7 separate regions of the Mus musculus genome follow, and all the other regions are linked to region 6. The links are chromatin loops, found by intact Hi-C in ENCODE. Cell type or tissue: left cerebral cortex. All regions are shown on one strand.

Evidence for each region. Peaks named below come from ENCODE experiments on the same cell type or tissue, not always from the same donor. Only the 100,000 strongest peaks of a DNase experiment are listed, where the experiment ranks them.
Region 1: a loop joins it to region 6, with 2.7 times the contacts of the local background. A loop is called at or near these places in 8 of 42 quality-filtered maps.
Region 2: it touches region 6 in a loop (2.4-fold over the local background); 2 of 42 quality-filtered maps call a loop at or near these places.
Region 3: a loop joins it to region 6, with 4 times the contacts of the local background. A loop is called at or near these places in 17 of 42 quality-filtered maps.
Region 4: a loop joins it to region 6, with 2.6 times the contacts of the local background. A loop is called at or near these places in 8 of 42 quality-filtered maps.
Region 5: a loop joins it to region 6, with 3 times the contacts of the local background. A loop is called at or near these places in 17 of 42 quality-filtered maps.
Region 7: a loop joins it to region 6, with 2.4 times the contacts of the local background. A loop is called at or near these places in 5 of 42 quality-filtered maps.

Annotation. Positions count from the first base shown.
Region 1 is chr13:34,048,588-34,052,587 of GRCm38, forward strand. It overlaps Bphl (biphenyl hydrolase-like (serine hydrolase, breast epithelial mucin-associated antigen)), which reads left to right. Exons shown (of 7, transcript NM_026512.1): 4 at 1,694-1,847. Among named protein-coding and RNA genes, the nearest start is that of Bphl, 13 kb to the left of the region's middle. In left cerebral cortex, no CTCF peak of the experiment used is centred here; DNase peaks (open chromatin) are centred at 2,092 and 3,274.
Region 2 is chr13:34,603,832-34,607,831 of GRCm38, forward strand. No RefSeq gene overlaps it. Among named protein-coding and RNA genes, the nearest start is that of Pxdc1, 47 kb to the right of the region's middle. In left cerebral cortex, a CTCF peak has its summit at 1,571 (motif pointing left); DNase peaks (open chromatin) are centred at 3,481 and 3,646.
Region 3 is chr13:34,191,267-34,195,266 of GRCm38, forward strand. Slc22a23 (solute carrier family 22, member 23) reads right to left here. Exons shown (of 10, transcript NM_001382849.1): 7 at 3,986-4,000; 8 at 2,128-2,160; 9 at 890-1,013. Among named protein-coding and RNA genes, the nearest start is that of Gm52037, 4.6 kb to the right of the region's middle. In left cerebral cortex, a CTCF peak has its summit at 1,517 (motif pointing right); DNase peaks (open chromatin) are centred at 1,560, 1,780 and 2,309; H3K27ac peaks cover 1,407 bases.
Region 4 is chr13:34,282,430-34,286,429 of GRCm38, forward strand. All of the region lies in intron 3 of Slc22a23 (solute carrier family 22, member 23), which reads right to left. Among named protein-coding and RNA genes, the nearest start is that of Slc22a23, 61 kb to the right of the region's middle. RefSeq lists an enhancer at 2,965-4,000. In left cerebral cortex, no CTCF peak of the experiment used is centred here; DNase peaks (open chromatin) are centred at 2,157 and 3,212.
Region 5 is chr13:34,633,855-34,637,854 of GRCm38, forward strand. The region is part of intron 3 of Pxdc1 (PX domain containing 1); the gene reads right to left. Among named protein-coding and RNA genes, the nearest start is that of Pxdc1, 17 kb to the right of the region's middle. In left cerebral cortex, a CTCF peak has its summit at 2,350 (motif pointing left); a DNase peak (open chromatin) is centred at 2,343.
Region 6 is chr13:34,343,070-34,347,069 of GRCm38, forward strand. Slc22a23 (solute carrier family 22, member 23) reads right to left here and starts at 2,149. Exons shown (of 10, transcript NM_001382849.1): 1 at 1,090-2,149. The coding sequence starts at 1,728. In left cerebral cortex, CTCF peaks have their summits at 1,513 and 2,276; DNase peaks (open chromatin) are centred at 906, 1,113, 1,490, 2,302 and 2 more places; H3K4me3 peaks cover 3,209 bases; H3K27ac peaks cover 3,357 bases.
Region 7 is chr13:34,292,302-34,296,301 of GRCm38, forward strand. The region is part of intron 3 of Slc22a23 (solute carrier family 22, member 23); the gene reads right to left. Among named protein-coding and RNA genes, the nearest start is that of Slc22a23, 51 kb to the right of the region's middle. In left cerebral cortex, a CTCF peak has its summit at 2,154; a DNase peak (open chromatin) is centred at 3,674; H3K27ac peaks cover 1,067 bases.

The sequences.
Region 1 (4,000 bases), 290 kb before region 6:
TGCCATTGTCCCCTGTCTGTGCTCCCACTCTCTGTGGCTCCACTTATCTATGGCCAACTGTGGTCTGGAAAATTCCAGAAATAATTCATTCATAGTTGTAATGTTTTGTACTTTAAATTAAGTTTACTTTTAGCTTATACATTAATACATTTTAAAAAAAATTGTACACGCCAAAGAGTTAAATAAGGTTCCAGGATATGTCTATACTGCATAATGAATGTCCAAACCAGGTTAAACATGTCTGTCTCATCAACCATTGTTGCTTAGTTGCTTTGTGCCTTGTTTTTTTTTTTTTTTTGAAACAAGATCACTCATTGGCCTGAAGATTCCCCAAGAAGACTAGGCTGGATGGCCAGAAATCCTCCTGTCCCCACCTCCTCAAAGCTGGGATTGCATGCATGCACCACTGTGTCTAGCTTTCTACATGTGTCCTGAGAGAGACCCCAGGTCCCCATGCATGTTCCACAAGCCCTTTACCAACAACACTGTCTCCCCAGTCCTGTCCCCAACATTTATCATTTCCTCATGAGAAAAACTTCTGAAATATTTCCTCCTGTCTTTCTAAAATGCAAGTTCATTAATGTTATCTGTAGCACTCTGTCATGAGTTTTAAATCCCATGATATTCTGAGTGGTCCAGTAAATGTGATGCTGCTCAGCCATCCTGGCTCCACCCCACCCCACCCCAACTGTTAACATATCCCCTGTCCAAGGTATCTGCTCTATACTTCACGTATGTGTGTAGCTCTTGGTACCATACATTACAAGGCATCCCTGGTGAGGTATGGCTATGTATAGATTGTATAACCCCAGCAGGATCAAGAGAGCTGCTACGTTTCACTGGATGTATCCACTGGTTTATTCTACGCATCATCTACTGGTAAATGGTGAATTTTGAGCTATGTTTTGTTATAAGTTGCTCATGGGCATTTGTCAATTTTGTGATTACGAGCAATGTTGTTTATATCCTGGGTCTGTCTCCTGGTAAATGAGTCCAGGAGGGCAGTGTGCTAGGCTATAGATAATACAGATTCTCATTCTGCATATTAATGTCAAATGGTTAGCCAGAGAATGTGTGTGCATGTGGGGTGGCACCAGCAAGAGTCCTGGCTAACATTCGCTAGTTCCTTGACTTTAACCTTTTCAGACAGTGTTTTACTTCCAGAAGCCTCTTTGCCATGCTCTGTCAGCTTTCTTTGCTGAGCACATTTTTGGGGTCCTGGTTGATTCACCACCCAAGGACAGACACGGCTTTGCTATGACACTGTGCTCCCTCTTGTCTTTAGCCAGTTCTTCCCACAACTACAGCTGTGGCTTCACCAGATACTCGGATGCATTTTATCTTAAGATCCTTTCCGATCTCCATGATTGTCCTCTGAGCCACACCCAGGTGCACACACACACACACACACACACACACACAGAGTGCTTGCCATACCCAAATAACAGCAGATTGCTGCTGATTCAGTGATTCCGTATTTGGATATTTTATCCAAGAGGAAGAAGATATGATTCCCACATAAGTCAAAACCTACAATGTACTCAAGGTTCTATAACAATGACAATGTAGCAAAGCTAATTAATTGACGCCAGATCTAAGTGGCAGACTTACAGAACTCTGATCACCACCACCCAGGTTCTTTCAGCGTAGCGCAGTGGTAACTGTGCTGTGCATCCTGCTGTGTCACCCACAGGCTCTACAGTTCAAGCAGGTCTCCCTCCTGGGCTGGAGTGATGGCGGCATAACTGCGCTCATCGCTGCTGCAAAGTACCCATCTTATATCCGCAAGATGGTGATCTGGGGAGCAAATGCCTATGTCACCGAGGAAGACAGCAGGATTTACCAGGGTAAGTGCTGCCCGCCGTAGGCACAGTCATGATGATCCTTCTCATTCCCTCCCCGTCTCTTGCTTCGATGTGTGTTGGCTGACAAGTCACATCTCATCCACTTGCAGTTCTCAGCTCCAAGGTCAAAAGAAGAGTGAGTTTTCAGGAAAGCCACCGAATTTAACCAACCTAGAAATGGATAGTTTTCTATTTCCAGAAGTGAAACTTGCATGACTCAGGCCGAAGCTCCGCAACAGCAGTATTTACACTCGCTACCTCAGGGAGTGAGCTTGGCAGAAGGCGGGGGTGTTGTGAAGTGTTACTCATAACCTCATTTTAAGTAATATGAAAAAGCCAGTTGTGGTAGTACATGCCTGTGATCTCAGCTCCTCACAAGGTCAAGACTGGAGATTTCTGAGTTTGAAGCCAGCATGGGCAATATAGCGTGGCCTGGTCTCAAAATAAAAACCATGAATGAATGAATAAATGGATGGATGGATGGATGGATGGATGGATGGATGGATGGATGGATAGATGGATGGATGAATACATGAATAAATTAATATAATGATTATGTAAGGAAACACTATGCTGAAAAATGAACCTGTGTTTTGCTTACAATGATTTGTACAGTTTTCTTGGCTAAGGCCTTCTTTAAGCTTCTCCTTTAGGTCTTTAGGGGTACAAGAGTGAGGCCAGTGCCATCCAGCCTGTGGTTCAACTCCAGCCTACCACTTTTACAATTTTGAGGCACCAATGAAAGTTAGCTCATGAGTTGGAGACCAAGCTGGGGCATCTACACCCTAACTCTTCCCCATTTTTCTTCTACTCCCAGCATTACTGCCCAGCTTATACCATAGCCAGAGCTTATGGGAGTGTTGGCAGTTGCTAGGCACCCAGCCTTGGCATTGGTTAGTTTCTAGCAACCTTTCTGAATTGGGAGAATCATGTTCTCAGAAGGAGAGAGGGGTTCCCAGGGCTTAGGGGTCACTGGGGCGAAAGAGAGGCTACCTGGGCTTCCAACCACTCTTCCCTGCCAGTCTGACCTATCATGGCTCTCCTTTCTCACTAGAAGCTTTCTGTGTCTCTACTAAACTACAGATGGCCTAACAGAAGAGGTTTGCCCCCAGTGGGTCCAGCATTTTCTCTCCTAGGCTGTGCCTATACTATGTCTTTGATGGATATCTTGGCCTTCGGAGCCTGAAATATTTACTCCCTGGCCCCAAAGGAAAAGTTTGCAGAGCCCAGCACGTGCAAAGTCTCTTCCAGGTATTCTGCTATTCTCATTGTAAACTACTTGGAGGCTAGAATCTTAAGTTCTAGAATCTTAGTTCTCTGTGCTCTTCCTGTTTTTAAAGCAATCTGAAACTCTTAAGTAACAGATGACTTAGAAAGCAACCCTAATCTGGCCTCCACTTGTCCTCACCACCCTGGCTTAGAGTAGCCTGTTCCTCTTTTGCCATCCGTGAGCCCCCGCTGCCTCTGGCACCCAGTGCCCTTGCTTCTTCCAAATCCTCCACTTCTCTTCCTGGGCTCTTGCTCTCTGCCTCAATGGGTAAACACTACTCCTGCTCCAGAACACTGCCCCCTTCCCCTGCAGTTCCTCTTTATTACACTGTGTCCCACTCCATAACTTTACAAAATAGGTGTCTGTGTTCTCTCTACTTCAGTGGCGTTGTGGTCGTTCTAGTCTTCTGCTGCATGGGTCTCACCATAGCAAGTATGGTATCGTCAAAGTGCCGTACTTTTAACTCATCGGGAGCACTCCCTCACTACCCTCTAGACATTTGAGTCATGCCTTAAGTTGTAAGGTCTGTAGAAACACCTCCTGTGTCCACATTGGTCATCTGTGTCACATCTTCCTTGCCCGGCCAGTCACTGATCTTTTAAAGTATCTGTTTCTAATGTTGGCTTGGTTTTGTTTTCTGTCTTCCATTATTTCTGTCCTCCTCCTGCTTGCTTTGGGTTCTGATTCGCTTTATTCCCTCCAATCTCAGAGTAGAAATCTTAGATTATTGCTTTGAGATGTTTAGTCTTTTCTAATATATCATTTAATGCTGTAAATTTTCCTCTAGAGCTGCTAGAGCTAAGCACCTGTGCATATAAAGATCTATTAGATTAATTAGACTTATTAAATACAGATTAGGAAGCAGCCTTGGCAGCCCGGCAAGGGC
Region 2 (4,000 bases), 260 kb after region 6:
GACTCCAGAAGTGCAGATGGACCAGGAAATGGGACATTACAGGTACAGTGATAAGGATACTGGAGGATATTGTAGAAGCAAAACCAGACTGAGTATAAGCTTTGAGGCAAGAGTTTGAATTGAAGGAAAGAGGATGGAGAAACAAGGGATAAACACTGACCAAGGGAGATGCAGGCTACCCAGCTACAGAGAAAGGTGCTGGTGTGTCATCAGAGCCTTGGAGAACCTTGAAACTTGCTAATCTTGAGAGTGAAAAAGAATTCTTCCTCATGGTTTAAGGGGACTTTCCCATGTAAGATATGTCTTGGTGGACACGTTCCACGTGCTACCATCAAAAAAGAGTAGCTTGGTGGATGACAAGCCGTATGGATTAGGAGCATGAGAAGTTATGGTATCCTGCCCAATAAGCATCTCTATTTTAACAAAACGATAGTGGCTGTGAAGATAGAGGTAGATCTGAGAGACGTTAGGAAGTTAGGGGTAGACGGGGGTCAAATGTAAGAACACAGTTATGATTTAAGTTTTAGTTATTTTGCCTAAAAGATCCATGAAACAAAAATACCTCTAACCTGTAAGTCCCTTGCCCAAGGACAGGTACTTCCCAAATTGCTGGAGGCTATTGTTTACAGAAGATAGCAAGTCACAGGTTTTCGATCCCCTAAACAAGTTTATTTGACTCAATGGCATTGGATCACATATAGGTGGGAGGTACATAGGCATGAAATACACAGGATGTATGCATGACTCTGCTTGATACAGGCAGGAGGCACAAAGGCAGGAAGTAGGTCAGGATTTGTGCTTGTCCTTAATTGGACCTCATGGAAAATACAGTGGCCTTATGGGTGTGCCTCTGTAAAATGTGATTGGTTGCCATTTCCTGAGACCTCAAGAATGAACCTGGCCAGAGTCCATTATCTTGGCCAGTATTTAAAGTTTGCTTCAAGCTTGGTTCAAAATTGTGGTAGTGGTTTTATTCCCACTAGGCAGAATCAACACAAAATATGTTGTATAAAATTCTTTAAAAAATAACAAAATACTTGTTAAGTATAATAATACTAACAATATAATAACAATGGATGGATGCTAATGCTGGAGTGCACATTCACACGTACATGCACACGTGCGCACACACACGGGCATGCACACACACACACACACACACACACACTGAGCCATACTGCACCTTTTCACAAAACAGGAAAATGTTTTACCTGAGAATGCCCCAAAGGGACAACAAGCAGAGCTTGTGACACAGCCAACCCCAGTCCCTGGAAGGGCTGCGCCTAAGCAGGAGCTGGGAATCAGCTGAAAACTACCTAACACTAAGCATTCACGTTTACCAGAACATCCTCCTCATTAGAAAGAGATGATGGTGACACTGCCCAATCCACAAGGTCACTATAAAGAATGGAATGGTGAAGAGTTTGTAAAATACTTGACACAGAGCAGTTTTCAACACCAGCTCTTGCTTTCAGTAGGATGATACCTGGGGTATCGGTGACCAGGGGAAAGAATGAATTCAGAGTGAATTTGAACTGTTCGACCAGGGTCTTCACTGGCCTGTAATACCACCGCCATCTAGGGGTTTTGATGTGGTTTGTTTCTCTGCCAGTTGTCTTGAGAGTAGCAAGCAGCAGCAGACAATAGCAGCAGGTGAAGAAAGGCATTTACTGAGGATGAAGAGACACGCAAAGAGAAAGACCCTCGTCTAATGCAGGGGGAAAATCCTGTCTCTTCCTTCAGGCTGGGCTTTTTAAATCTCTGAAAGGTCTTCCTATTCCAATGTTCCGATGGTCAGTTTGAAGAAAGATTGTCTGATTGGCCCAAAACTGTTGTGTAACCTGTCCTGATCCTGCATTGAACTTGTTGAGCCAGCCCAACAGCAGGGGCCTACTTGCAAGAGAGGGAGAGGGAGAGGGAGGGGGAGGGGGAGGGGGAGGGGGAGAGGGGGGGGGAGAGAGGGGGAGGGGGAGAGAGAGGGAGAGGGGGAGGGGGAGAGAGAGGGAGAGGGAGAGAGAGAGAGAAGCACACAAGGCCTTTGTTTTAGGGGCCAGGCTTTTGTCTCAGGTCTGGAAAAGAAGGAGAAGCCAGCCATCTTAGCAATTCACCATCTTTATTACTTAGCCATGGCCCATCTTCCTATCTGTCTGCCTACCAGGAACTCCTCATAGCCGCTCAGTTCCAGATGTCTCCACTAATGCACAGGCCACAAACTCCTTAGTCTCCCACTCTCCTCCAGGCTGAGGGAGAAGGGGCTGAACGCAGCCTGCTCTGGCCTTGTTAACCAATGGTTGCCATGGGATTGACTCAGATGATCTGAATCTTAGCAGGAGGGCAGTCTGCATTCTAAGAGGCTGCCAGACTCAGGAGTGGGCTCAGCTGCACTTAAGGATGGGGGCCAAAGAGCAGGCAGGTGGAGGTCCTGCCTCTGGCCCTGCCTCCAGGTCACGACAGGGTACTCTCTGTCTCTGCATCTTCTGAATTTGAAAGAGTTTTCAGACATGTGTTTCCTGGGCATGTGCATATTTGGGTGAGTATGCGTGTGCGAATATTTGTGTGTCTGTGTGCAAATACCTGTCTCTGAGTTTTTATTTATGACAGATTAGGCATCAGTCTATGTGTACCTGCATATGAGTATGTATATCTATGTGCTCACCTGTAAGCATAGTTGTGTCCATGGGTGAGTGTGTATATTTGTGTATCTGCATATGGGACTGGATGGGAGCTGTAGATCACTGCCATTGCTTAGCATCAACGGAGACCTATAGCCTGGGGGAAAATCCAAATTCAGATTTCTAAGTCCACTTTTACTGACTTCATCTCACTATTATATCATGAGACATAAGATTCCCAAGTTAATCTTATGCAAATATTCTATATAATATGCTTATGATATATGAACTATGTATGCATTGCATGATCATCTCATTGCTGCTAGAGTCAGCAAGAAAGTAAGAGCACACAGCCCGGGGTCACCTGACTGTATCATTTTGGAGGGTGTGTGAGACCAACAGAAGTTCAGGGCATGGCATGGGAGTATATGGGTCTTAGTGCAGCTAGAGAACACTGGGGGGTAGGGCAGGAGCCCAGAGCTAAAACCTCCCAGTTAGACCATCTGTAAATAAGCAGGCATGGGGGAAAGACAGCTACTGAGGGCTTGAGAGGATCAGTAGGTATGTGAAGGGATGGAGCTGGGAGGGTCCTAGGCTTGTTGTCTGCTGTAGAAATGAGGGGTCTTGCTGGGAGAGGGCAAGAAAAGTGGAGCTCCCTGGAGAATGAAGGTTTGGCTAGGCTGAGTGTGGGGGGCCAAGGCACACTCAGATGCCCTTTAGAGGTTTCTCTGGCATCCTGGTGGTATATCTCTGTGATCCACATTTATCAAGAGGCTGGGCTCCCTCTCCTGACTCTGCCAATTTCTAATTTTACATACTCCATGCTGAGATGAGATTTTTTTTTTTTTTTTTTTTGCTAAAGATGTGCACTGTGCCTGCCAGTGAACGTTTCACTGTGATGATCAAGACAAGACACAAAGAAGTCTCGGGAGGATTATAATCAATCTGAGATCAGCACATTTTGGCCCCAGGCACTATTTCCAGGAGGTACCTAGTGACACCTCTCTTCCTGGTATAGAAGGTACTATAGGATTCCTTCCAATATCCAGAGAGCTTACCGTACACACACACACAGGCTTTAAGTGTTTAAGTGCAAGTGAGGGCTGAGGGAACCTTCCTGTCTTTAAGGAGACAGCAGGCTCTGCCTCTCAAGGCCCACTGTGGCTCATCTCACTGATTAAACCCACTGGCTTCACGTGTGACCGATCCACATGGATAATTAATCCAGCCCATGAGGATAACTGTAGCTCAGCTGAGATGTAAATTTGAGAATTCCTATTGTGTGAGGAAGGAACCAAGAATTCTTTGACAAATATGACAGAGAAGAAGCACCTGATCCCTGGAGGCAGTTCCTCTAGGAGCTAACTGAGGCGACTGCCAGCTGCTAC
Region 3 (4,000 bases), 150 kb before region 6:
CTCTTTCAAATATTATAACTTTACCATGATACAATCACAGTGGGATTAAATGCTGTGCTTCATGGGCCACCACGCAGGGATAATAATCATATTTTACAAACACTTAAGCCCTTTGAGCTTAGGGAAAGGCACACTTCTACCCAGTCTGGGGTTGTGCTGTCTCACTTACCTTTTTTAATTAACTGAATCGTTGATACAATTTTGGATTAGTGATTAGCTTCTTAGGCCAGGAGGAAAAACCAAAAAGGTTCTATGTAACCTTGTATCTTTCTTATTTTTTATTTTTTGTATAGCTAGGATGGCCCTGAACCTCTGCTTCTGTCTCCCAGGTGCATGTACCACCACACCCAGTTTATGGAGTGCTAGGGATCGAACCCAGGGCTTTCTGCATGCCAGACAAACAACTGAACTATATCTGCTGCCCTCAACTTTTGTTGAAATGGGGTCTCCCTGTGTAGGCTGAGAAGTCTCCACCCTCCTGCCTCAGCCTCCTGAGAATCTAGGATTATTGGGGGCATGTATACCTTTTTTTAAAAAAAATCCTTTCTTCCCAAGTCTCTCAGTGGACTGGAGCAAGGGTGATTTTCTTATCTTTCCCCCTTTCTATCCCTTGCCACGTTTCTTGTACCTTAAGCAGCTCCTGTTTCCATGTCTCTGGTAACTGTCTTGATGGGACCTAGGGTTATGTTCCTACCTGGCCTTGGGAGTCAGGGTGGAACTGATCATCAGACTGTGAGTCAGGCAGCCATCATGCCCTGCATGCCACACCACACCCTGGTCCTGCAGCCAAGGTGGGGCAGAACTGAGGACAGTCCTTACACACAGGCCTCTGTAGACAAGGACCAATCTAGAGATCTGAGAAAAGGTCCCACGTTATCCCGGCACCCACCTTATCACTGTGGGAGTGATCTCTGCACAGAAGAAGACACTGAGGCTCCCCACCGCATGGGATGCAAACATTCCCACGATGGAAAACGCAATGGAGAACTTGTCCTTGACGCTGTCACTCATCCCTGAAGGAGAATCCAAAGAAGGCGACCATGAGGTAGGAGAAAAAGGAAAAGAACAGAAGCCAGGCAAGGGGTGAGCTGAGACGAGAATGGGGGAAGGGAAGCCAGGGATATCCCAGGAGCTCGCTCCTCCCCAATGACTAGTTTGTGATACAGTTGGGCATGCAGTGGCCTTTGGGTGAGCAGTCCTCTAGGCCGAGGAGCCTGGAGTCCTTTAAAGCGTTCTCTTGGTGTCTGTTAGTGCCTTGGACACTAAGCATGCTGAGCTCACAGTGGCCAGTAGAATTACTCAGCCAGAAGCTATGCCAGGCAGGCTAAGGTTCTCCTGTTGCCACAGTGCTAAGGTGCCCACTATCTGCCCTGGATTCCAGGCTGCAATCTCAGGGTGGACCCACCCAACCCAGAGTCAGTGCTGATTTAAGTATAGAAAAACTACACATGACCCAAATGGAATAATTCATGGGCCCCGAGGGGAGGGAAAGCATTCAGCAGTCTCTATGCCTACAGGTGGCACTGGAGCCTAGCTAGCACGAGGCAGTACTGCACACAGTGTTGGCATGCGTAGGGGCTGTGCTTCTCAGCTCAGCTTAGTTTCCCTCAGGGCTGCATGGAGGGCAAGTGCTGTCATGGGCACTGGTAGCATGGGTTTGGTGGGGGCAGGCAGGTTTCATAGCAGCATGGGATATAGGGCAGCACCTCTGCTGTTCTCCCTCCCCCCTCCCCCATTGGAGAGCAGCAAGCTTGCATGAGTCATGAGGAGATAATGGCTCTCCCTGCAGCAAGGACGACCAAGCCCCAACCCTCCCACCTTCTCATCCTGACTAGCTGCTGACCAAGGACAAAAGCACTGGTGCTGGATCGGGGGCTGGGAGGGCATGCAAGCCAAGCTGCGCACAACCAGGGAGACAAGAGTGGCTTCCTCTAGCACAAGATGGGGATAGAGAATACAAATATATGCTTATAGTGTCCAACCTACGGCCAACTTCAGCTGCAATTCTTGAAGGGCAAAGAATGGAAGGGAGAGAGGAAACAGAAACCGATTGGTGAGTCCTTGTGGCAACTCTTGTGCGGACGTAATAGAAGCCAAGGAAGCCCAGGGAGAATCTTCAGTACTCACCTGAGTCTGGATGCTGGCTGTATTTGCCGATCACTGGAGCCGCGATGGGATGGACGCACCCACATACACAGGGTAACGAGAGTGGGAAAGAGGAAGAAGGCTTGTGAGGTATAGGGTGGCTGCCGAGTGTTCCCACATGAATTGTTTCTATGTGAACTTCCTTTTAAGTCTGAGTTGGTGCTGGCTGCCTGGGCAGTGGAATTCACACTGGACTAAACAAAGACCTTTTTGTTTGAAGAGAGGGCTAAGGCCCTATTTGCCACGGGGTCTGGGAGACAACACAATCCTGCAGAGAGGATCCAAGCGGACCTGAACAGAGCCTCTCTGCATAGAAAGTTATTCAAGTGGTACTCTTGGTCTGTGCCATGGGGTATTGCTCACAGTGAGAAGGCCTATCAGGCCACATTTATGCTTCTCCAAACCCAACTCTTCATAACTCCTGCCTTTTGCCCGGAGTCCCTGTGGCATTCCTGTTCAATACCAAAGAGGGCAGGTGGGATACTCTGGGTGCTGAGGGACCCTGACATATTTGTCTCAACTGAGTAAGCTGGACGGAGGCTTTCTGAAAGGTCAGCTAGGCAGTGTCCACCCAGGGCGACAGAGAACAGCTATTGGTTTTCTATCTTTGTTATCACCCAAGCATGATAGATAAGAACACAATTACATTAGGAAAACCACCTGTTTTGAAACCAGCTCTTCTGTAACCCAGTCTGCACCAAGGCTGTCATGACTTGTGGTGCAGGGGACAATAGGTACGTTTCACTATGCAGCTGGGGTAAGCTTTCCTCCAAAGAGGGGTGTTCAGTGGCACCCATTTCCCTGTGTTCTGAGCCTGTCCCAGGGAAGGGGTCTAGCATGAGAAGATGCCAGTGGTCTGCACTGTGTTCTGGGCAGGTGGGAAGGAGGCAGTGGGATTTTTTGTACTTAGGTGAGTGGTTATTTATGAGGATTGCACAGCAGTTAATGAAGGACTAAGTGGGCTCTCTAGATTTGTTTTAAGGTGATATGTGACATTTACCGAATACTTTGATAAATGATAAATTTGGGAAAATCAATAGAAAAACTGTGTCCCACACAAGAATGCCCAGACTTTCACTCTATTGTTGAAGAAGGACATGTCTGTCCTCCTTATGTGAAAAGCATACAAACGGTCTGCCCATAGTGAAGCCATGTTTACAGGGACACACACAGAGGCTTGGGAGTTACAGTGCCTCCAGAGAGCTCTTCTTTGGGGCCATAGGCCTGTGGCCTATGTGGGTGGGAGGAAGAGGGGAGGCCTAGCAGTTCACAGAGTCAGAGGACAGTATGTTCTACTAAAATTCCATCCTTCCTGAAGCAAGTTCTTGTGGCTATCGATTTCAGAATGACACTCTCAGGACATAGAAAACTTCTCTCAAGTCTCATCTAGTCCTTCCATTATAGTTTTGATCTTTAAAGTCCCCCAAAGGCCATTATGTTGAAGGCTTGGTCTCCACCCAGGGCAGTATGGGGAAGCAGACCTTTAGGAAGTAGAGCGTCATGGGCGCAGAGTCATGTACTTGAAGGTGAGCTCTCAAAGAGGACATTGGGACTCTAGATCCCTTTCTTTGATTTCTACATGCCATAAAGCAAATGCATTTCTCTGCCATATACTCCTTTCATGTGTTGTCCTGCTACAGGCTCCAATGGGTCAACAAACCATGGACTGCTTGAAAAGTCCAAATCTGTAAGCCAAACAAACCTTCCTTCTCTTTAAGTTGATTGTCTCAAGTATTTTGTTACACAAACAGAAAGCTGCCATGCCTGCCAAGATCTCTGGTATTATGCTAGCTCCCTTCCCTAGCATTCTTGCCTTGCCTCCCTTTTCCAGCCTACTCACAGTTGAGAAGCCCGA
Region 4 (4,000 bases), 61 kb before region 6:
AAAATAACACACATGGTCTCTTGGCCAGTCTATCCACATCTCAAGCACCACATGTTCCTGGTAGCTGTAGGACTGGATAGCATAGAAAGGACACATTCTCTATGGCAGTGAGTTCCCTTGGATAACTCCCTTAGCTTCTTGTTTAAGAATGATGCTTTCCACCTGAAAAAATGCTCAACATCCTTAATCATCAGGGAAATGCAAATCAAAACAACCCTGAGATTCCACCTCACACCAGTCAGAATGGCTAAGATCAAAAATTCAGGTGACAGCAGATGCTGGCGAGGATGTGGAGAAAGAGGAACACTCCTCCATTGTTGGTGGGATTGCAGGCTTGTACAACCACTCTGGAGATCAGTCTGGCGGTTCCTCAGAAAACTGGATATAGTACTACCGGAGGATCCAGCAATACCTCTCCTGGGCATATATCCAGAAGATGCCCCAACTGGTAAGAAGGACACATGCTCCACTATGTTCATAGCAGCCTTATTTATAATAGCCAGAAGCTGGAAGGAACCCAGATGCCCCTCAACAGAGGAATGGATACAGAAGATGTGGTACATCTACACAATGGAGTACTACTCAGCTATTAAAAAGAATGAATTTATGAAATTCCTGGCCAAATGGATGGACCTGGAGGGCATCATCCTGAGTGAGGTAACACATTCACAAAGGAACTCACACAATATGTACTCACTGATAAGTGGATATTAGCCCAAAACCTAAGATACCCAAGATATAAGATACAATTTCCTAAACACATGAAACTCAAGAAAAATGAAGACTGAAGTGTGAACACTATGCCCCTCCTTAGAAGTGGGAGCAAAACACCCTTGGAAGGAGTTACAGAGACAAAGTTTGGAGTTGAGATAAAAGGATGGACCATGTAGACACTACCATATCCGGGGATCCATCCCATAATCAGCTTCCAAATGCGGACACCATTGCATACACTAGCAAGATTATGCTGAAAGGACCCTGATATAGCTGTCTCTTGTCAGAGTATGCCTGGGCCTAGCAAACATAGAAGTGGATGCTCACAGTCGGCTATTGGATGGATCACATGGCCCCCAATGAAGGAGCTAGAGAAAGTACCAAAGAAGCTAAAGGGATCTGCAACCCTATAGGTGGAACAACATTATGAACTAACCAGTACCCCGGAGCTCTTGACTCTAGCTGCATATGCATCAAAAGATGGCCTAGTCGGCCATCACTGGAAAGAGAGGCCCATTGGACACGCAAACTTTATATGCCCCAGTACAGGGGAACGCCAGGGCCATAAAAGGGGAGTGGGTGGGTAGGGGAGAAGGGGTGGGTGGCTATGGGGGACTTTTGGTATAGCATTGCAAATGTAAATGAGCGAAATACCTAATAAAAAATGGAAAAAAAAAAAAAAAAAAAAAAAAAAAAAAAAAAGAATGATGCTTTCCTTATCTTGCACCCTCAAACTGTGTGAGAGAGGAAAGGAGGGCAAATATACCCATGCCCTCGCAACTGGGTGATGCTATGGTTTGGATATGGCTTGTTCCCATCAAAAACCATGGTGATACTTGGTTCCCAGCAGAGCTGTATATGGGAGAAGAGGCCTTCAGGAAATGATAAGGGCACTTAATCCCCATGGAAACACTGGTGGGTTTAAAGACATTCCTACTCTCATGGAACTGGATCAGAGAGTCTTGGAGCCTCTTGGCATTCTCTGGCTCACATGTTCCTTCTGCACACGCCTGCTTTCCATTCTGAATCTCTCATGAGGGGCTCACCAAAGACCATGTAGATGCCAACTCTGTACTCTTGGACTTGAAAACCATGAGCCTCAAATGAGCCTTTCTGTATAAATACCCAGTAGTTGCAGGTATTCTCTAGACCTAGAATCTGGACAAATGGTTGTATCTGCTTTCATCACTCAGACGATGCACCAATGCTTTTACTCCTTTGCAGCCTTTAGGCTTGAGTGTACCAACTGTCCATACTTCTGACTTTTGAGGAGACCTTTCAGAAGGTCTGTCTGTAGACTTGTAACCTTTCTTTTCATTCAACCCTTTGGAAGGAGCGCTGGGAGTGATCCTCTGAGTAACTGGGAGACAGCCTGCTTCCCCATCTGCACTCTTTTCTCCTGGAGCTTCACAGAGAGGTAGAAGCAGCAGCAATGGAAAGGAAAAGCCAACTGTACAAACATTCACTTCCATGTCACAAGGTGGAAAGGAAAATTGCCAAAAAGGAGATCTTGGAAAAATAAGAGAACAATCACCCCCTGAAGAGAACATAAAATGACACCCCACAGTGACCCCACAAAGGAGATGGAAAATAAGAACCAACCATGAATGGGTCAGAGAATCCCACTGAGTTGGGGGTAAGAGCTACAAAGGAAAAAAGGGACTTGAAATGAGTGCAGTGGTGTCCCAGGGCTGCAGAGTGGACATGCTGGGCAGTGCATTCTGTAATTCACTCAGACTTTCTTTCAAGGACAACATTTGTGTATCAGAGAGTAAGCTGAAACTCCCCTTAGGAACTCCAAGTTCATATCAAAGTTCTCTCAATAATTTCTATGTGTGGTTGATAGGAACCATAATGCAATGGACTCAAGAAACTCATCAGAGAGCTGGAGAGCTGGAGAGAGTAGTTAAGAGCACTTATTGCTTGATTGCTCCTCCAGAGGCCTTAGCTTAGATCTCCAGGTAACTCACAATGCCTCTGTGCACACCTATAAAACACGCGGGCACGCGCGCGCACACACACACACACACACACACACACACACACACACACACCTCTTACCAGATACATGAGAAGACTGAATAGAAAGTCCAAAAAAGACCAACTTGTTGGTGATGAAATTGCCAATAGTTTAGTGGTTTTGGTAACTGTCATTTATGGGGAACATGGACTAGGAATGTTTCCTGTCCTGGAGATGAATTACTGGACTGAACTTGCTGAGATGCACAAACGCCAACTGCTTCACAACAGCCCATGAAACAGCAAGGTTTATCTCCCTAACCACAGACTAGAGCAAAGGATATTTCTCCTCCAAAAAGCTGGTTGCAGCTTTCTATTCCCTGAAGAGCAAAGACCAAATGTCTTGTATCATTCACATTCCTTCAGAAGCTAGGCTCCCTCCCTGGTACATCTGTACCTAGGTCTATGTCTTTATGGGTAATGAGGCCTGAGAATCATGGAGCAATTGGAAGATAAAGGCGAGAAGGGAGTAGGTGGCAGCTTAGCCATGTGATAACTAGTGAGAAGGAAAGCAGGTTCCAAGATGGCTTGAGCTCACAGTTCTCCTGCCCACAAGCCTCACCCTCCTAAACTCTGAGATGATAGATGTGCGCCACTGTGGTATGCTCTTGAACAAGAGTTCTGAAACTGTACTCTCATGTTAGTGAAAGTTTTAAGACGAGATTAACACAGGTGTGTTCAAGGCTCTCCATTTGCAATGCCAAAGCTCAATATCACACATTTCTGAAACAGTCAATTTGACATCCTGCATCAAAAAAACCAACCAACCAAAAACAAAGTAAGCAAACAAAAACAGAAGCAAAAACAAAAATAAAAGAACAAAACAAACAATTGAGGCCACTCAGATGTGCCATTTGGATTTATGGTAACTGAAATGTCACCATGACTACTGCATAACTGCAGGATTAGGGGTATGGGTAAAATTGCAGCAGAACTGAGACCCCACATGTACAGGATGGCACAGGCCTGAGGAATACCCCTGGGCCTAGAGGTCAGGTCAATGACTGAGACAAGTACTCTGTCCACTTACCTCCATTAAAGGGCATCTTTGTTAGCAGGAAGATTAACAGGAATGGGCAATAATAATGTCCCCAGGTTCTATTACAGCCATACATAGATGAAATGTATACTCAGTGAATCCTTTAAGTCACAAATATAACCACCTTCCTGAGATGGAGACGTTGCAGGGACAGACTGAGATACACCCAGGAGTAGGAAAGCATGATGCTGAAGAGTTCCGTGATGACAGAACCCTTAAGGTTGTTAA
Region 5 (4,000 bases), 290 kb after region 6:
AGCCTGAGCTTATCGTGTGTCTACCTGCAGGGGCCATCAGTTTAAAACGACCACTTTGCTAATAGTCCTGCAGCACTGCCCTCCCCAGTCGCCATCTACACACTGATCAACAACCTCCTGAATGGGAAGTTACTCTTGGATCAGTCTCTACTGGAGGGTGGTGCAGTGACTTGAGGGTGAAATGTCCCCTGTAGGTTTGTGTGTTTGAACACTTAATCCCCAGCCAGTCGTGCTGCTTTGGAAGATTGGGGTACCTTTAGGAGGGGATCCTCACTGGGGTGAGTCACTTAGGGGTGGGTTTGTAGTTTCATAGCCTGGCCCAACTTCCTGTCTACTCTGCCTCTTGACTGCAGCTACAATGTGACCAGCTGTCTCACACCCCCACAACCATGCCTTCCTCTATACGATGGGCTGTATCCCTTCTAAACTGGAAGTCAAAATAAACCCTTTCTCCTTTAAGCTGTGTCTTTAGTGACAGTAATGAGGAGAGTAACCAACGGAAGTGACGTGGACAAAGAACTTGTACCTTCAAGCTCAGTAAGGCCTTGTTGATGTTCATATTATGGGACTGCAGACTGCTGTGCTGCTGGTAAGCCACGACATTAGCACGTATGCACACTGACCCCAAGTACAGCTGTTTCCAACCTTGTTCCTGCTACCTGTGCCTGGAGAACAGGTTAGTTCTGCTTGGTTGTCCTCTATACAGGGCTCAGCTGCATTAAACAGGAAGATTGTCTGAAGACTCTAACAAACACTTAAGTCTCAAATAATACTCATTATTACCATGACACTTGCTCATGATTTTCCACCTGTTGTCACACAAGAATAATAATTAAGAAACTGAAGAAAGTGTTATAATTAAAGAAATATTACAGTGCCTGCAGCCCATTTTCAAACAAACTTAAAATACGAATTCCTCACATGTCAGTTTAGAACCCACAGCAAAAAAAATCACTAGCTGGTTTAATTTTTTAGGCCACATCCCTAACTCTAGAAAACAGTTCATTTTCAGGTTAACCCCACACCCTGTGCAAGGATCAAACTCAAGGTCTCGCCTTGCTAGGCATGGTTCTGCCTCTGAGCCATTCTCTAGACCGCAAGATGCTTTCATGTTCCTATGTTCCTATTCTGTAATGCTTAATTTATAGTTAATTTTAGAATTGTAGGTAAGCCATGAAGGCACAGACAGGACTCCCACATGACCCATAGCAGCCCCCCTATTGTCAATACTTCGTACAGTTAAGGTCCCTCATCACATTCAGGGAATACCCAGTGGATGATGCTACTGAGTGTAAAGCCCCTTCATTGGGGTTTCTCTAGTGCCTCACTACTGCTACTTTCTTCTGCTACAGATGCAGTCCAGAACTTGGCTACACTGAGCTGTCGGGATCTCCTTGACTCTGATGGCTTTGGTCTGTCCGTGTTTCTCATGCAGGCCTTGTGAGGAATTCAGGTGAGCGACTTCACAACTCTTCCTTGGAGCTGGATATCCAGGTGGCTAAAACTCGGTGATGATATGTCACTGGGCAGAATCCCACAAGGCATGTTGAGTGCCCCTCTGTGGAAGTATGGGGCATGCGTGTGTGCATGTGTGTGTTGCAACAGTGTGCACAGGCCTACTGGCGATGCTAAACCGGGATGGGTAGGTTGCTTTCTCTTTGCCATTATCAAATATCTCAGAGAACAAGGTCTTAATACTGTGCAAACAACCCTGTTTTTCCTTGAACTTCCCCCATTGGTCTTAGCTTATCTCCATCACTGGAAAAAATTTGCAATATTTCCCAGTTAGTGTACATGGTGTTGTAATGGTGATTTTCCTAACTGTCATTAACCCTTCAGGTCATCAATTTCCTGATTCCTTTCTTCTGCAGGTCTTTAACCAGCCTCGGAAGCATTCACAGTACCGCCTTCCTCCTTTCTAAGTCCTCCCTAGCATTATATTTTCAGTTTACTCCAACAACAGAACAAAAGCCTAAGCAATATCCTTTTGTTAACTAGATGACCTGTCTATCTCTATATAGTAAAGCTTATGGCTAAGATCGAATGGATACTGGATTAATGAACAACAACAAAAAGTATTCCCTATCAAACCTTGATGGGAACAACTTACTTCTGTGGATGAAATCTACGGGTTCTACTAGCATATCCCAGAGAAGCTGAGACCTGAGACCTCTGTTTCCTTAGTGCTACGTAGTCATGGCTGCACCGCATCCGTGTGCTCTTGGGTTTGATAAACATTTAGATCAACACAGGAAATGAATGCTTAAGTCTGAGTGGCTATCCTTGCCAAAGCACTAGAATATTGACAGGATTTCTTCAGTACAACCAGTGCCTGCTGCCATCTGGTGGAGCCCTCACCACCTACAGCCTCAACATCCAAAGAGAAAAAACAGGCCTCTCAAGTCCCAGGCTCCATAAATCAGCATCCCCAGATAGGGGAATCTGTGGCAACTCCATGGCACCCACCGGCTCTCCAAATGCCAGAGTGCAGGAAGAAATCCCCCAAGAGAAGAAGAGAAAGGTCGGTGTAGGTCTTCACCATCGCCATCTGTTTCTTAAATGGAAAGACTTGGAGGGAATGAAGTGGGAGGGAGGGTTTGCCTTGGTGACCCTTGAGGGTCACAACACAAACAATAACCAGAGTCCAGTGGAGGAGCCCCAAGATCTGGATATGATATGACAAGATCAAAAGTCATCCATTGTTCAGACAACCCAGACAAACTGCCTCACTACATGCAATCAGCTGAATAGAAGGTTCTAGAGCTCAGATGCCAGTTTAAAAAAGACCCCTAGGCCCTTAAACTGCCTGCTCTCCTCTAAGATAACCAGGAAGTTGCTACACAATGAACAGCCCATATGGACCACCCACCCTGTGCACTCACGGTCGTGGGTTCTCCCGCAAGTGGTGTATGCCTATAATTCCAATACTGAGGAGGTTGACATAGTTAGGGAGGACTGTTGTAAGTTCAAGGCCAGCCTGCGCTAAATAGTAAGTTAAAGGTTAGCCTCCCAAAGAAATGAAAAAATAAAAAAATAAAAAATAAAACAATTATCTGGACAAGTATAGCCAGCTTTTAGGAAAACAGCAAGCAGGCCATGGGGCCCCTTCCTTCCTCTGTAGGCCTCACGGTGTTGACTTCCCCTTACAGTGGCTGACTTTCAGTGCTAGAAGGCTCAGTACAATGTCAATGCCAACAATACCAAAGCTAAAAGCTTCCCTAAAGCCAACAGCCAAATTCAACACCTCCTCAAAGGGGCTCCCTCACTTCCGCAGGTCGGCCACTGACTCCAGTCATTACCTCAGAAATGCTTTCCTGGGGCTGAAGATACGCTCAGCAGTTAAGAATACTTGATGTTCTTCCAGAAGACCCACACTCAGTTCCCAGCACCCACCTGGTGGCTCACAACCGTCTACCACTCCAGTTCTGAGAGCTCCAGTGCCTTCTTTAGCCTCTGTGGACACCAGGCACACACATGTAAATATACATGCTACAGACGTGCAGACAAAACACATATACAGACACAAAACTAAAATAATAAATATTGTTTAAAAGAATGCCTCCCTAATATTTTCATCGTCATTATATTCTTTCTTAAGTATTCTAACTAATATGTCAAATTAACTCCTTTGGAAGTAAAAATAACACACTTGGCAGTCACCAAGTAGAAGGTACTTAACGCTGCTTAGTAAGGATTCAGCGATCATTTTTCTGAGCCAGGGAAGTGACCTTTCTAGAGCCCAGTCAGTGGTAGAGGCTGAGTCCACCCACCCCATAGACACACTGGAAAGGGCCTTGAAACCACAGCCACTAAGCACAATCCTCCCACGCCTTCACCACAGTCCTCCCTCACCTTCATCACAATCCTCCCATGCCTTCACCACAGTCCTCCCTCACCTTCATCACAGTCCTCCCATGCCTTCACCACAGTCCTCCCACACCTTCATCACAGTCCTCCCATGCCTTCACCACAGTCCTCCCTCACCTTCATCACAGTCCTC
Region 6 (4,000 bases):
TTTAAACTGCCGAAGGGACAGAAACTACAAATGTTTCACAAGTTGCTTAACTAGGTGGCATCCAGTGTTTCCTACAGGCCAAGAAAATGGAAAATTATGGTTACCTAGGGTTACAATTGTCTAACAGTATTGTCCACTTTTAGGGTGATATACAACTCTCTCAGAACACTCCTGCTGTACCACACAGAATGCAAGACCTTTGCAAGGGACAGGGAGGACAAAGTGCGAACTGGGACCAGTTCACCAGGTCTCAATGCCTGAGACCAGAGCAGGTGCTGTACAGGAGCAGCGATGACACCCTGCAAACTTCCCACCTTCCTATGCTATGGGACTATTTACTGAAGTCCTGAGAAAGTATTTGAGGGAACACATTAAAGTCTACAGTCAGATCTCTGGGAAGGACAACTCATGGTTGGGGTGGGGGTGGGTTGGCCAGGGAACTTTTTAAAGGGCTCTGCTTCTTTGTCTATAACTTGGATTCAATTGGCTTTAATCTGTTCAAGGCACGTGTGGGGAGGCTGACATCTGCTAGAAAGAATATCTGAGAGTAGAACACTATTTCTCTTGGATAGTTAGTTCTTAGTGGGAGACACAGGGACAGGCAGCCTGCAGAAAGAACATGGCTATGTCCTGGCTCCAAGGAGAAGCCCTAGAAGAGGGATTGAGTCTTCCAGGGCCCCTGCTGAGCCATCAGTGAGTCTGACACCTTAGCTAGATAGAGGAGAGGATTTGAACCTTTCGGGGGAGGGGAGCCCTTTCCATATGTGCACTGGGACAGGAGTTTGTGTGGATATTAGAAAAGGCTAAGTCGGTCTCTTTGAAGCGGATGCAGCGTCACGGGCACCGCAGAGGGCGGCAAAAAAGCCTTGGCTTCACATCCAAGTAAGAGCATCTCCTTTGAGGGACAGCCGGGAGCCCAGTCAATGCGGGGTTGTGCGTACACAGGCTAACATTTTGGGTTCCTCAACTGGGTAGGTTTGGACCTAAGTCTGCAGAGAATGAGAGATGGAGCACAGAGCAGAGGCGACCGAGGTCAGAAGAAAAAGGTTCACAAGAAGAACGCGGGGACGCGGCGGTCGTGGCCCTTACCTTGCTGACCACGTTTTGGATGAGACCAGTGCGGATGCCGTAGTCCCACGCGTGGCAGTCGCAATTTGAGTCGTTGTTCCCCTTGCCTGGAGGGGATGGGAGGGGTGGTGTGTCGCTGCTGTTGCTTCGGTTGCTCGTGGTCCCCCAGGAGGCAGTGGAGAAGGGGGTGGCCGAGGGGCTGGTCCAATTGCCCATGTCACCCCATCGGCCGGTGACAGTGGCACCCGCCAGCTCGGTGCCTTTGCCGGCCCCGCGGCACCAGAAATCGGGCTGGTCCAGAAGGAAGGAGTCCGAGAACTGGCTGAAGCCAATGAACAGTGCCGGGATCCAGGTGAGCACCACCAGGGTCTTCTGGTAGCCGCCGCCCAGGCCCCCGAGGAAGGGCAGCACGGAGCCATCGTAGTCCAGCAACAGGAGGCTCGGGGCGGCTGTCGCCGCGCAGCAGCTCGAGTGCGGGCCGCCGCTGGGGTGCAGCGCAGGCAGTGGCTGGATCTCCGCGCTGCTGCCGGAGCCCGCGCGCCCTCCGAGGGGCGCCGAGGCCGCCGCGTCCCCGGGCGGCAGGGAGCCGTTCTCCTCCGCCGGGGCCGGCTGCCGCCCGGCACCACTACCCGCCGCCTCACGCCGCCGGTCTATCGCCATGGCCAGGGCCCGCGGCTCCCGCAGAGGCGCATAGAGCGCGGCGGAGCTCGGCGGGCGCCCGGGCACAGCGCCGCCGCCGAGGAGGAGGGCCCGCGGCCGGAGAGAGTGCTCCGGGCCCGGCGAGTCAGGCCACCCCCATGTCACCCGCGCACCCCCGTGCCCTGGGCGCCGGGCAGAAACCGTTCGAGTCCTCAGCCGCCGCGGCTCATCCGCGCCGCGGCCCGGGCGCCCGCCTAGCTACGAGGCTCTCCGCTGATGCGCGCCGGCCGGGGAGGAGGAGGAGCCGGACCCGCGCCCTTGTCGCGACTCGGGGCCCTGCGGGCACCGGTGCGCGTTGTGCTGGGGCCGCCGGCGGCCGCGGGTTGGGAGATCCTCCACGGACTTCGGGCGCTCCCGGAAGCCGCAAGCTCGCAGCCAGCCTGCGGAGCCGGCCGCGCTCTCGGCTCACCGAGCCGGCCTCCGCCTCCCGCCCCGGCCCGCCCCCTCTCCCCCCGCCGAGGTGGAGGTAACCGCGGCACCTGCTGCGCCGCTCCTGCGCACGAGCGCCCCCTCCAGCCGGGCCGTGTCGCCACCGCCCGGACAGACGCAGGGGCGGGGAGAGGGACACCCGGGCCGCTGCAAGATCCCTGGTGGTCTCTGGGCGCGGGGGACGGGGGTCACCAAGGAGTCTGCACTGGCTGGGAGTGAGAGGACAGTGTCGTCTGCCAGTCTCAAGTCCCACAGCCGCAAGGGACCTCGCCCCGGGCACACCGGCTCTCCGTGACCTCTGTTCGTTTCCGAGGTGCCTGGCGGCTGGCACCCCACTCCTGGTCTTGAGCCCAAGGGTTGCCTGTCTTCCAGAACAACCTTCTGTTCTTCTTCCAGACTCAAATAAGGCAGCTTTTTATGGTCACGGAGCTGGGGCAAGGAGGCATGTTTGCCAATTTTAGGATGACAGCCCCTTACAACGCTGGGTCACACACGACCTACTGCAGCACCCGCCCCAAATCGCCATTTCTTTCTGTGCTCCAGAATGAATGTCAAATAAACACAACTCTAGAAGGCTAGACCTTCAACAGAAGCCACACACTCGATACAAACGTGAATGAGGGCGGCCTGCCCCACCCCCTCCCCAAGGTCTCGGAATCACAATTCCTATGCTCTGCGCACAGGCGCGCACACATCTACACCTCACAGGAGATCCAAATGCTCTTGGCACTCCAGACTCCAGAGCCAGCCTTGCCCAGCTAGCACTATATAAATAACACCAGCCCTGCGGCAAACGGCCGCATTAGCATATCTTCTCCTGCGTGCCAGGCCTGACACCAGTGAGAATTATGCGGCTTTCATCTTAGCCTCACTACATTCTCGAGACATTTCATATTCTGAGAAGTTTATTAATGGAATTAATGGAAATCTTAAATGGAGCAATCTATCTCTAGTCTTATTTAGCACAGGGGAAGGAAGCTCGCGTTCTTTTCCCAAAAGCATATCCTGCGAGTACATGTATGGAATGCGTTCTTTAAGCATCTCCGTTATTTTCTCAGCTGCATGTTGTATAATTTAGTGGGAGACTTTTTTTTTTTAAGCATGCAGCTCAATGTTCCAGTCAACATGTACTTACTGCTGAAATTCTGACACGTGGAGAGAACTATTTCTGAAGACTGCCAGAGAGCTGGACTTTGGGGAACCCAACTGTGAATTTTCCTGAGTGGCTGGGAAGGGGAGATTAGATAACAATAGACGGAAGAGACACAGGCTGCAGAAGACACTAAAGGTCTGGGAAACCCAGTCTGGAAATTTAAGCACATTTAATGACATACTTGAGTGAGAATGTCATTATGAAACCCATCATGCAGTATAATGATTATAATCTAATAAAGTATTATTTTCAAAATCAGGAGTGACAGTGCAACCTGCCAATACATGTGATCTTCTCTTCCTCCTTCTCTTCCTCCCCCTCCCCTTCCCCCTCTACCCTCTTCCTCCACCTTCTTCTCCTAATTTCACTTTATTGGTTAGTTTAACTTTTCTTCCCCTCATCACTTGAAGAGCTAATCCTTGGGACGCGCTCACCCCACACCCCAACAGAACAGAGTCAGCATTCAATGAATGAATGTTAGATATTTATTACTGACTCCACCCTCTGCACACAACCTACATTTTCTTATCTGACTGAAATGTAACAAGCCAGGCTTTCTCTCATTCCCCTTCCGTGTTGGTTCTTTCAAAGGAAGCCTGCTCCGTGTCTGGGTCTGACTCCTTTGCTCAGCTGCTCACTAGGAACCTAGCT
Region 7 (4,000 bases), 51 kb before region 6:
AGTGGTTGAATTTAGGATTCTAAGGTTGTGAAATACTCAAACTGGAAGGGTTTCTCTGCGTTTTTGTTCTTCCTAACCTTCCCCCCCCCCCCCACACACCACCACCATTTATTTCAGGAATGGGCCTATGCTTTGAACACATTAGAAAATTCACCCTCTAATTTCAGAGGAAGAGACTAGAAGCTGACAGAATTTAAGTCATCTATTGTGGTCACAGTCATCTGAGGGACTCAAGCCACAGCTCAAATCTATCGATTTCTAGATCAATCTATGGATTCTTCTGCTGTAAAGACAGTTTTGTTTCAAAGTAGAGAGGCAGCATTAGAATTCCAACATGACAAAACTTGGCCAGTAAGGAACCATACAATTTAATAAGGCTGTTTACTCTGCAGAGAATTCAGCTAAACCTTATAATTTCAAATGCCAAAGGGCCAAAATATTTGCTGGTTTTGCTTTCCTCCTCTGATTCTGAGATGTATCGATCCTTACCAAATTGAAAGGCCCCTAGTAACCAAGCACTTTAACCTATCTATACATTTAGGCAGTCACTGCATGTTTTTGTCTTCTAAGATGAGGCATATGGTTCTCAGGGAGGCCTCGTGTTGGCATTCTTAGCATGCAGAAGGCACAGCACATCTGTCCATGCTTTACAGGCCTTTAAAAGTACTTTTTGTCCGAAGGACTGATATAGTTTAAGAAAAAAGCAGTCATAGGTATCAAAGCACAGCTCCCTGTTGGAGAGTTCACTGACCACCTGCCCTGTACTACAGCATCCTGGCCACACAGGGACTTCATTACCAGCCACATCTATTACTACTCACCACTGCATTGTGACACAAGGAACTCCGATGCTCAGAAGCAGGTCAGAAAAAAAGATTTAGAGGCAAATGCTCCAGTTTCATCTTTTAATTTTTTGAGATAGGTTCTCATTTTATAGCTCAGGCAGTTCAGGTTAGCCTTGAACTTTTGACGACCATTCTATCTCAAGCTCCCAAGTTCTGGGAATACAGGCAGGACCCATCATACCTGTCTCCATCCCTCTTCTTCTTCCTCCTCCTCTCTTCCTTCTTTCGCTGATGTATTTATTGCTTTGCTTTTCACACTTTGGCTGCAGGATGACTGATAGCCTTCAATCTGTGAATTCTCTAATGATGCCAAGTTGAGCCAGAGGAAAATAATTAACGTGTGTGTGTGTGTGTGTGTGTGTGTGTGTGTGTGTGTGTGTAGCATGTGTTCAGATGCGTGTGCCTATATGCATGTACAAAGCACAGGAAAAAGCTGGATGTCTTGCTCTTTCATCCATTACCTCTTCCTTTAACACATAGTCTCTCACTGAACCCATACTATGCTGCTGGCCAGCAAGTCTCAGAGATCCTCCTGTCTCCATTCCTCTATGGTGCTGAGGTTACAACAACCATGCCCAACTTTTGAAAGATTCTTTTTTGTATGTATGAGTATTTGACTCTCTCTCTCTCTCTCTCTCTCTCTCTCTCTCTCTCTCTCTCTCTGTGTGTTTGTGTGTGTGTGTGTGTGTGTGTGTGTGTGTGTGTGCACCACATGTGCACAGGATACTGTGCCTGCAGAGGCTGGAAAGCAATTTTGGATCTGGATCTGTTGAGAGTGGATTTTCATACAGTTGTGAGATGCCATGTAGGTGCTGGAAACCAGATTCCAGCAAGAGTAGTAAGTTCTCTTAAGCTCTGAGCCCATCTTCCAACTCTTTATATGCATGTTAGGGATTTGAAAACAGGTCCTCACGCTTATACAAGCTTTCTCACTCAAGGGGGGAAAAGTCCAGTCAAAATAAAATGGTTTGTCAAAGCCCTATGGTAAACTCTGACACAGATCCTTGGTAGAAAAATGCCCTGTCAGTAGAGCTGGAACCAGGTTTACAGCCCAGAACCAGGTTTACAGCCCAGAAGAATGTGCTACAGAAAGACTCAGGTATTAGAGATGGATGTGGACAGGGGAAAAAAAAGAGACCCATATTCTCATCTTGCCAACCAGAGGCAAGGCAAATGTTTGCACTCTTAGGCGCAGTCAACTGCTTGTCCAACAGCCGATCTCCATTCTCTTCATTCCATAGCTCAACAAGCTCCATTCTCTTCATTCCACAAGTGGTGAGTCTCCTGCTCACCACTTGGGGCCATTTGGCGCACTCATTCAAGTAAAAAGCAAGAACAGAACAAAGCAGTGTAGTGACGAGACCTAGTAATCCTGCTGACTGAAATAATTCCCTAGGTTTTCAGCAACATAGACAACTAGAGAAACTAAATAAGTATAAAGATAGACAGTATAGTAAGAGTACATGTATCATCGTGCCCCTATGGACTAGGATCTATTAAATATTTCCTTGAGAGTTTAAACTCATTAGTGTCATGTCAGGGGGAAAAAAACCACAACCCTCCACCTAGAGCAAACCTTAGATTTTTTTTTTTTTTCTATTCTATTTAGAAATTGAGTCAAGACTTGGAGTCTAATTTTTCAATGTCATCAGTAACTTTAGGCACTTTATAATTTCTTATCACTCTTTGTATATGTAAAATTCATCTAGTCATTTGGACTCTTTAGGATTAAAGAGGGTTATTATAATGAGAACCTCCTTGAGAGAATTTCTCAATAAAGTTATTCATTGTTAGAAAAAAAAAAGTTACATAGTTACATTTACATGTCTATCTTTAGGCAAGGTCTCTGCTAGCAAAAGGTAACATCCACTGTTACAAACCAGAAAAGCAGAATTATGGGAGGGGAAAGCTAATGAGAGTAAAGAGGTTGGGGATGTAATGACCAGAGGAACTAAAAAAAGTACCTATGATAATATGATTAAATGGTACATCCTGAAAACATACATACAAGTAACATTATACAGACTGGGCACATTATATGAGAAAATATATATGTAAATACACAATCACACATATTTGAAAAAAAGCAAGGAAAGATCTAAAGGTTTGGAGGGAGGAGAAAAAAGGGAAAGGAGGAGGAAAGGGCAGAAATAAGAGACATTTTAAAAACACAAAAAATAACTTTTGGGATAGCATTGGAAATGTAATTGAGGAAAATACGTAATAAAAAAAACCCACAAAAAATAAATAAACTGGGGAAAGTGCTTTTAAAAAAGGGCCAGATATGTAACTCTGTAGTAGCATGTTTTGCTAGAAGATGCAAGGCCCCGGATTCTGTCTCTAGCACTGTAAAACCAAGCAAGCAAGCAAGCAAGCAAAAACTCAAAACAACACAATCCTACTATATCCAACATGAAATCAACTTTAAAAAAACAAAACAAGGCAGTAATCTTGGCTTTTATTTTAAACTTTTGCTTTGTTTGTTTTCTTTTGTTGTTGTTTTGTTTTTAAAGAGACATGCCCCATTATGCTGTTTAGATTGGCCTTAAACCCCTAGTCTCAAGCTAGTCTCCTACTTCAGCTTCCTGAGGAGCTGGGATGAGCAGTGAATGCCACAGTATACAGAGGCTTGCTTGAAAGACAGACACATCTTAAGTAGCACGGGATCACCTGGCCTGTGACATTATGGTCTTAGCTGAGAATGAGAGTCATACCGCAATCAGTTGAATCTGCTTATGTAACCATCTCTTTAGTCCTTGATGAGACGGCATGACTTTCATAGAGAGACAGGAGACATGATTTGCACTTCTTGTCTGCGTCTCTTACAACTAAATCTAGTGTTCCACCATGTGTGAGTGGGCTTGTGTGAATGCAAACAGGATCACATTCATAGGTTAAAAAAAGGAAAAGCTGCCCTCCGATATAGCCCGTGTGTTTCACCTCACAGCGGTCTCGGCGGTAGGGGCAGCCACCACTCCCGTGGTTCGGCTCAGACCTGACCTTTTCCTTAGATAGCCCACACTCAGCTACTGTTCAAGGACTTCAAGAAGTTGCCAGGAATCTCTATTTTATGTCTTAATTACACAACCACTCATCCTGTTGGCAACTTGAAGACAGCAAAAGTGTGAAGGGTAGAACATTTAACCACAGCATAC